2 separate regions of the Homo sapiens genome follow, and region 1 is linked to region 2. A link is a contact called in ENCODE Hi-C or POLR2A ChIA-PET data. All regions are on one chromosome and are shown on one strand. Each heading gives the region's core, a stretch centred on a gene start or an enhancer-like site at or near the end of the contact. The rest is flanking DNA. Distances are from core to core; before and after follow the strand shown.

Evidence for each region. Hi-C counts contacts between places; a loop is a spot of excess contacts on that map. ChIA-PET counts read pairs that join two places held with the same protein, here RNA polymerase II (POLR2A). Pooled maps may share reads with other maps.
Region 1: a loop to region 2 is called in a pooled map, with 3 times the contacts of the local background. The contact joins two enhancer-like sites. A Hi-C loop is called at or near these places in 1 of 168 maps with a recorded cell type or tissue (endothelial cell of umbilical vein) and 8 of 50 pooled maps. POLR2A ChIA-PET finds 5 or more read pairs at or near these places in 3 of 52 experiments (A673, H1 and Panc1).

What each region holds. Positions count from the first base shown.
Region 1 is chr1:172,115,305-172,119,307 of GRCh38, forward strand. All of the region lies in intron 13 of DNM3 (dynamin 3), which reads left to right. Among named protein-coding and RNA genes, the nearest start is that of MIR3120, 22 kb to the right of the region's middle. Within about 2 kb of position 2,672, at least 2 of the 41 ENCODE cell types and tissues checked have a DNase peak (open chromatin) inside an H3K27ac peak, as active enhancers do.
Region 2 is chr1:172,341,178-172,344,770 of GRCh38, forward strand. All of the region lies in intron 17 of DNM3 (dynamin 3), which reads left to right. Among named protein-coding and RNA genes, the nearest start is that of C1orf105, 78 kb to the right of the region's middle. RefSeq lists an enhancer at 1,487-1,596. Within about 2 kb of position 2,179, at least 13 of the 41 ENCODE cell types and tissues checked have a DNase peak (open chromatin) inside an H3K27ac peak, as active enhancers do.

The sequences.
Region 1 (4,003 bases), core at 1,422-3,921, 230 kb before region 2:
CTTCTCTCTCTGCCCATTACCACCACCCTGCTCAAAGCTCCATCATCTCTCACCTGGGTTATTGGCCTCCCTCCTGCTTCTCCTCTTTCTCTTGTGAGTCTCTCCCCTCAGCAGCCAGAAAGCATTCTTTAAAACAGTGAGATCATATTACTTCCCTGTTCAAAACCCTCTAGTGATTTCCATCCTACTGAGAATCAAATCTAAAGGTCTCCAATGACTGTTAAGGTCTATGGGATCCGTCTCCTCCAGCCTCTCTGATCCAAGTTCCTAAGGCTCCTCCCCCTCTCGCTCACTGGGATCAGGCAATTGGCTTCCTTGGTGTTCCTGCCTCAGGACTTTTGTACTTATTCACTGTTCCCTCTTCCCGGAATTCATTCCCCTCCTCCATCCTGTTACACCAACACAATCCACATGCTCTTTAAATTCCTTCAGGTCTCTGCTGAAATGTTATTTTATTGAAGAGGCCTTTCCTGATTAAGTGAAAAACATCATTTTCTCTCCAACATAAACCAAGAGCATGCATTATCTCACTTAGATTGCTTCGTTTTTTCACAGTATTTATCATCTCCAGATATATAATTATATGGTTATTGTCTATTGCTGAACTCTAACCACAACTCTACCCCAACTGGAGAATATAGGTTCTAGTGCCTAGAATAAAAAAAAAATAGGTACTCAATTAACGTAGTAAGTATTCAATAACCATCTATTCAACGGATGGATGGATGGATGGATCTTCTATCTCTGGCTAATATTTAGACTCAGCTTATCTTTGGCTCTAAAAAGGTAGCACTTGCTATGTAAATAGTGTTCTGATAATATTAATGAAATATCAGTTCTTTCTTGTTGGATTGTGTATATCAGAAGCTGTAGGAAGAAGCATACCTACATGCATCTTCCCCTTTTTCAATTTGTGTCATTATCTTGTTCTTGTATTGTGCTGCCTGTGGATGGCATTCTGTCTGGATGGATGTGTCTTTTTCACACACATATGATCATTCTAAAGAGACCCCACAGGAGGTTCTCACATGCCTGCTCTTTGCTTCCCTTGTTCACTGACTTCTGCACTCATCATCCCCCTATTTCCTTGCACTGCTGTAGACCTGGTTGTTTTCTGAGACAGTCCCTATCCAGTATTCTTTTCTCACATTCCACATTTGGTGCGAATCCAAAGCCAGTCCAGCATGGAGTGGACAGGTGGTGTTGGGGAGGGGGAACAGGGAAAGGCAGAGGAGAAGCAAAGCTCCAATGGAGATTCCCTTCTTTCTCCCATAGCTGAGGACCCTGTATTCTCAAGGGTAGCCACCTCAGCTCTATGAACCAACTGTTTTTGGAAGTACATCTGGAACACTTTGGGATATTAAAATAGGGCTTTGTGGTCAAACTTGGAGTTGGTAAGCAAAGTTAAAAGGTGTGTTTATCTTGATACTTCTCAGCATTTTTAATAGAAGAATGTGCATTGTGTACGTGAGAGAAGACCGTATGGTATTGCAGGAATTTCATAACTTTTTTAGTCATGAAAACTTTTTTCATGGAATGTCTCTCTTAAATAGCATTTCTTAGAACGTACTTTGAGAAACCCTGCCTCAACCCCATCAGTTACTTAAAAGTCTTCACTGGGCCGGACGTGGTGGTTCCCGCTTGTATTCCCATCACTTTGGGAGGCTGAGGTGGGCGGATCACCTGAGGTTGGGAGTTTGAGACCAGCCTAACCAACATGGAGAAACCCTGTCTCTACTAAAAATACAAAATTAGCCAGGCATGGTGGTGCATGCTTGTAATCCCAGCTACTTGGGAGGCTGAGACAGGAGAATTGCTTGAACCTAGGAGGCAGAGGTTGTGGTGAGCTGAGATCATGCCATTGCACTCCAGCCTGGGCAACAAGAGCAAAACTCCATCTCAAAAAAAAAAAAAAGTCTTCACTGAGGCCTAAGCCTTCTCTCTATTTTAGAATACCAGAATGGCGGCATTTTTTTTTAAAATGTGCATGGCTCTTATATTTAGTCTTTGTGACTGATATGGTTTGACTGTGTCTCCATGCAAATCTCACCCTGAATTGTATCTCTCAGAATTCCCACGTGTGGTGGGAGGGACCCAGGGGGAGGTAATTGAATCATTGGGGCCAGTCTTTCCCGTCCTATTCTCATGATAGTGAGTAAGTCTCTCAAAATCTGATGGGTTTATCAGGGGTTTCTGCTTTTGCTTCTTCCTCATTTTTTTCTCGCAGCCACCGTGTAAGAAGTGCCTTTCATCTCCCACCATGATTCTGAGGCCTTCCCAGCCATGTGGAACTGTAAGTCCATTTAAACCTCTTTTTCGTCCTAGTCTTAGGTATGTTTTTATCAGCAGTGTGAAAATGGACTAATAGTGAATCAGGGTCCCACAAGTATCATCTTTAATCTTTCTCTGAAAGCTGAATTGTATTGGAAGTGGAGAGAGGAGAAAGAGGTTGTTTTTAGGAATGAGCTCTTTTATTTTGACCCCTAGTAATTACTAGCAGGTAAATCCTTAGAAGCACTGAAAAAGGTAGTGATACATAAGGGCAAGTTAGAAGTTGTGAAGTGTGTTCTCTTGCTTGGTAAGAAGAAAGACAACTGGGTCATACATAAGAGATTGTGGCACTGAACAGGGGAGTTGGTAAGCCACTCCTCGGGACCTCAAGACTAAAGTGCACAGGGCTAACCAAACTGACAGGAAAGTATGTTTGTGGTTTGCACAAGGTGAAAGCCCCAGTTACCCACAGCTATGTGCTTAATGGTGTCTATATCCTCACATCCTGCACTGCCAAAATCCACAGAACAATCAAAGGTGAGGAAGGAAGGTCCTTGATTCCTTCACATTGGAAGAGATTTAAAACTAGGATTCCACATTAGATACATGCATGCATTTTTCCCTAGAACATTAGTATTTATGGTAGTGGGTTCTCTATGAAGGATTGGCTACTAACACTTATTTAATACCTGAGTGTGTGAGCATCTCCTTAGTAATACTATTGGTACTCTTTTTCAGAGGTATGATAGGGTAAATAAATTTTTCTAGAATGTCTTAGGAACCCAAAACCTTAAAATTTGTCAGCCATTCTCATTACTTGACATTGACAAATTGCTCTATAGCTTTAATTTGAATGATTGAATGATAGCACATCTTGTTGCTTCCCTTTAGGGATCAAAATTTCCAGGAAGTCTTTTAAAACTGATTCTCTGTTTGATATGTTTTCTTCATTGGCCAATTCTTGTTTTGTTTTGTTTTTTCTTCTTTTGCAATTTTGGAAGATTTTTTTTTTCTGCATCTGGAAGATGCTGAGAAAGTATTGATTCACCATATGAAATCAGACTTACATGGGAAAATTTCACCTCTGTCACCCACCCGTTCCACTCTCGAGCTCCCCATCTCCATCAAGCCACAGCAACAACTCTTAGTGACGTTTCCCAGCCAGCAGGCATCAGGAGAGCCAGAGTGGTTTTTCTCATATTTAATGCTTTCAAACCAGTCACAGCTGGCTGCTCCTGCAAGTGCCCATCTCTCATCAGAGATGCTGAAGCTCCTCTCTGAGTCCCTCAATCCTCCCCTCTGTCCAGAGATTAAAGACAAAGGCCTGGCACAGAAGGGAGCCTTTGGTACCCTGCTTTAGCACTGTGACCCCATCACCTTTGGGGATTGGTCAGGCTGATGTCATACTAGTTGTTAATTTTTTTTTTTTTTTTTGAGACAGAGTTTCACTCTTGTTGCCCAGGCTGGAGTACAATGGAGCAATCTTGGCTCACCACAACCTCCGCCTCCCGGGTTCAAGCGATTCTTCTGCCTCAGCCTCCTGAGTAGCTGGGATTACAGGCATGCACCACCACACCCAGTTAATTTTGTATTTTTAGTAGAGATGGGGTTTATCCATATTGGTGAGGCTGGTCTCGAACTCCTGACTTCAGGTGGTCCGCCCGCCTCAGTCTCCCAAAGTGCTAGGATTACAGGTGTGAGCCACCACACCTGGCCAGTTGTTAAATATTTT
Region 2 (3,593 bases), core at 929-3,428:
AGGGAGGTGAAAGATCTCTACAATGAGAATTACAAAACACTGCTAAAAGGAATCAGAGATGACACAAGAAAATGGAAGCAAATTCCATACTTATGGATAGGAATAATCAATATCATTAAAATGGCCATACTGCCTAAAGCAATTTGTAGACTCAATGCTATTCCTATTAAACTACCAGTAGTATTCTTCACAGAATTGGAAAAATCTAGTATAAAATTCAGATAAACCAAAAATGATCCTGAATAGCCAAGGCCATCCTAAGCAAAAAGAATAAAGCTGGATGCATCATGTTACCCAACTTCAAGCTATACTGCAGGGCTACAGTCATCAAAACGGCATTGTACTGGTACAAAAACAGACGTATAGACTAATGGAACAGAATAGAGAGCCCAGAAATAATGCTGCACACCTTCAGCCATCTAATTTTCAACAAAGCTGATAAAAGCATTGGGGAAAGGACTCCCTATTCCCTAACTGGACCTAGGATAACTGGCTAGCTATATGCAGAAGATTGAAATTGGGCCCCTTCTTTCACCATAAACGAAAATTAACTCAAGATGGATTAAAGACCTAAATGTAAAATCTATAAGTATAAAAACCCTGGAAGATAACTTAGGCGATACCATTCTGGACATAGGAATTTGCAAATATTTCCTGACGAAGACGCCAAAAGCAATTGCAATAAAACCAAACCAGTGTCTATAAGGAACTTCTTAAACAAATTTACAAGCAAAAACCAAACAATCCCATTAAAAAGTACACAAAGGACACACACAGACACTTCTCAAAAGAAGATACATCCAGCCAATAAGCATATGAAAAAATGTTCAACATCACTAATCATTAGAGAAGAGAAATTCAAATCAAAACCAAAATGAGATAGCATCTCATACCAGTCAGTATGGCTACTATTAAAAAAATAAAAAAATAGCAGATGGTGGCGAGGTTGCAGAGAAAAGGGAATGTTCATACACTGATGGTGGGAATGTAAATTAGTTCAACCATTGTGGAAAGCAGTGTGGCGTTTCCTCAAAGAATAAAAACAGAATTACAATTTGACCCAGCAATTCCATTATTGGTTACAGGCCCAAAGGAATATAAATTGTTCTACCATAAGGACACATGCATGCATATGTTCCTTGCAGCACTATTCATGATAGCAAAGATATGGAATTAACCTAAATGCTCATCAGTGGTAGACTAGATAAAGAAAATGTAGTATATATACACCATAAAATACTCTGCGGCCATTAAAAAGAACAAGATTATGTCCTTTGCAGCAACATGGATGAAGCTAGAGACCATTATCGTTAGCAAATGAACACAGGAACAGAAAACCAAATATTACATGTTTTCATTTATAAGTGAGAGTCAAATAATGAGAACAAGTGACCCAAGGAGAGAAACAACAGACACTGGGGCCTATTTGAGGGTGGAGAGTGGGAGGAGAGAAAGGATCAGAAAAATACCTATTGTTGGTACACCAAACCCCCATGACATGAGCTTACCTATGTAACAAACTTGCATGTGTACCCCTGAACCTAAAATAAAAGTTAAAGGGAAAAAAAAGTAAACATGTTGTAGAAGTCACAATCTATGACAGTCTTGTTCTTTGCCTTCTCCATTGCTTCTTAGTAATCTGTAAAGCTATTGTTTCTGATATGAGTCAGTTTCTTTGTCCTTCCCTTTTACATTTCCTCTTTTTTTCTTACCTTTTTTGAGGGATCCTAAGAGAGCGTTTTAGAATGGGGAATTCTTAAAGAAACCTGCAAAATATATTTTCTCCATTATGTTAAACTCCATAGCAATAAACTTGGTTTAATGCGGTCAGTTTTATCACAGATCAGGCCTCCCTAAGGCGAAGGAGCTAAGCCAGTAATTTGGGAAGGCTTTGAAGCCACATGTGCATGTATACATTAACCTCTAAGACTAACCATAATTTCAATTAACATAAAATAATCTAAAGACATGCTGATTAGACACCGTGTGGCTTTAACAAAGCATTCTGGGCAGGGGGTTGGGGAATAGAGAAGCTTTAACTATTCCTAGCACCAGCAAGCAGGGCTTTCTTTAATCATTTATAACATATTTTCTCAACCTTTTTTTCTTGCGATGTTCTTAGAGACTAAAAACAACAAAATTCCAAAAGCTTTTACTAATTAAAAAGAGAGGAACTGAAACTGTTATAGATTATGTCAGTGAAATCCACTTTAAAAAAAAAAAGTAAAATTCCAGCTGTCCTTTAAAGTATATGATTTACACCATATTCCAGTAAATTGATGCAGGCCGATAACTTTTCATTCATTTCTCTTGTGTGTCTTGTGGGGCATACTTAGAGCAGTCAGTTCTCCTAGGGACAAAGCAGGAAGACTAACTCGAGCCCATGTTGCTTTTTATGATATGTGGTTTTGAGTTTCAGAGGAGTCGAGTGCAGTGTGAATCATAGAAGCAGCCAGCTGAAAAATCCTCAACCCTATAACAAAAAGCAGATTTTTTCCCATATTTCTTCCAAGTTTTTATTTCACATGCAAGTCTGAGATACAAAATATTCTGTAAAATTTTAAGGAAGCCACAGTAGTTCTTACTGTTTGGGGATTTCCCGGAGAGAATAATCGTGTTCAGAATGGTCCTTTTTTTTGCCAAAAGGTTTATTATGTGAACTGAACGGCTCAACCAAACAGATAACACCATCTCCATTTTATTTTTACATGTTATTTACTGGGGTTTCCCTGAAGAAAGCTTAAGAATTCTTTCCCCATGAGTCACTGACCAAGTAATTGTTTTTTTAAAATATAAACTTTCCTTCAGCTGGTCAATTTGGAACGCAGTCTTCTCATCTTCTGTTCACTTCAGGGCTGCTTTGCCTTCATCTGTAAATGATCACGTCTACAGCCAAATTGAGCAGCTCGAATGTAGCCAATTTCTTTCCATTGAGCACTCAAGTTTGAAAAATCAACAGCCCGGCCAGGCAAGATTCAGAGGACTTCATCCTCTGAAAGTGACTTACATAATTATATTTTCATTGCGTTGGCAAAAAATGCCTCTCATTGGTTTAATTTCTGCTGGAATTAATGGGATGAGGAATTGCAACCATATTTTGCCAAGAATTGTGAGTGGTTGCTCTGCCCAGGTTATGTTACCCTTTTACTGTTGTGAGTGGGTTAGAAGGTATTGTCTTCTATTCTCGTCTTCTTATTGAACTAGAGGCTGTAATTATTTCCCTTGGTAGTGGCTGAACTTTCTCTTTAAATATTGACACCTTCACAAATGTGTTAAAACAAGCGTTAAAGTTGGCTTTTTCCCCACGAAAATGGCCCTATAATTGCAATCTTCTATTCTGAAGGAGAAATGTTGTTTTACAGAATATTTCTGAACCCCTTCCCACCCACTTTCCCAGTGGCTATAAGAAGCCTGCTGTTGCCAACTGAGTGGTCTAGAGTCCCTGCTAATTACCTCCTTCCACAGCTTTTGATTTGGAGCCGAACTGATGGCGCCAGCGGCTGAACCACAGTCAGATCTACAGGCCTCTGATTTGCCAAATGGAATCTATGCAGTTTGTTTCCTTTCTCACAGTGTTTTATGATGAGACTCAG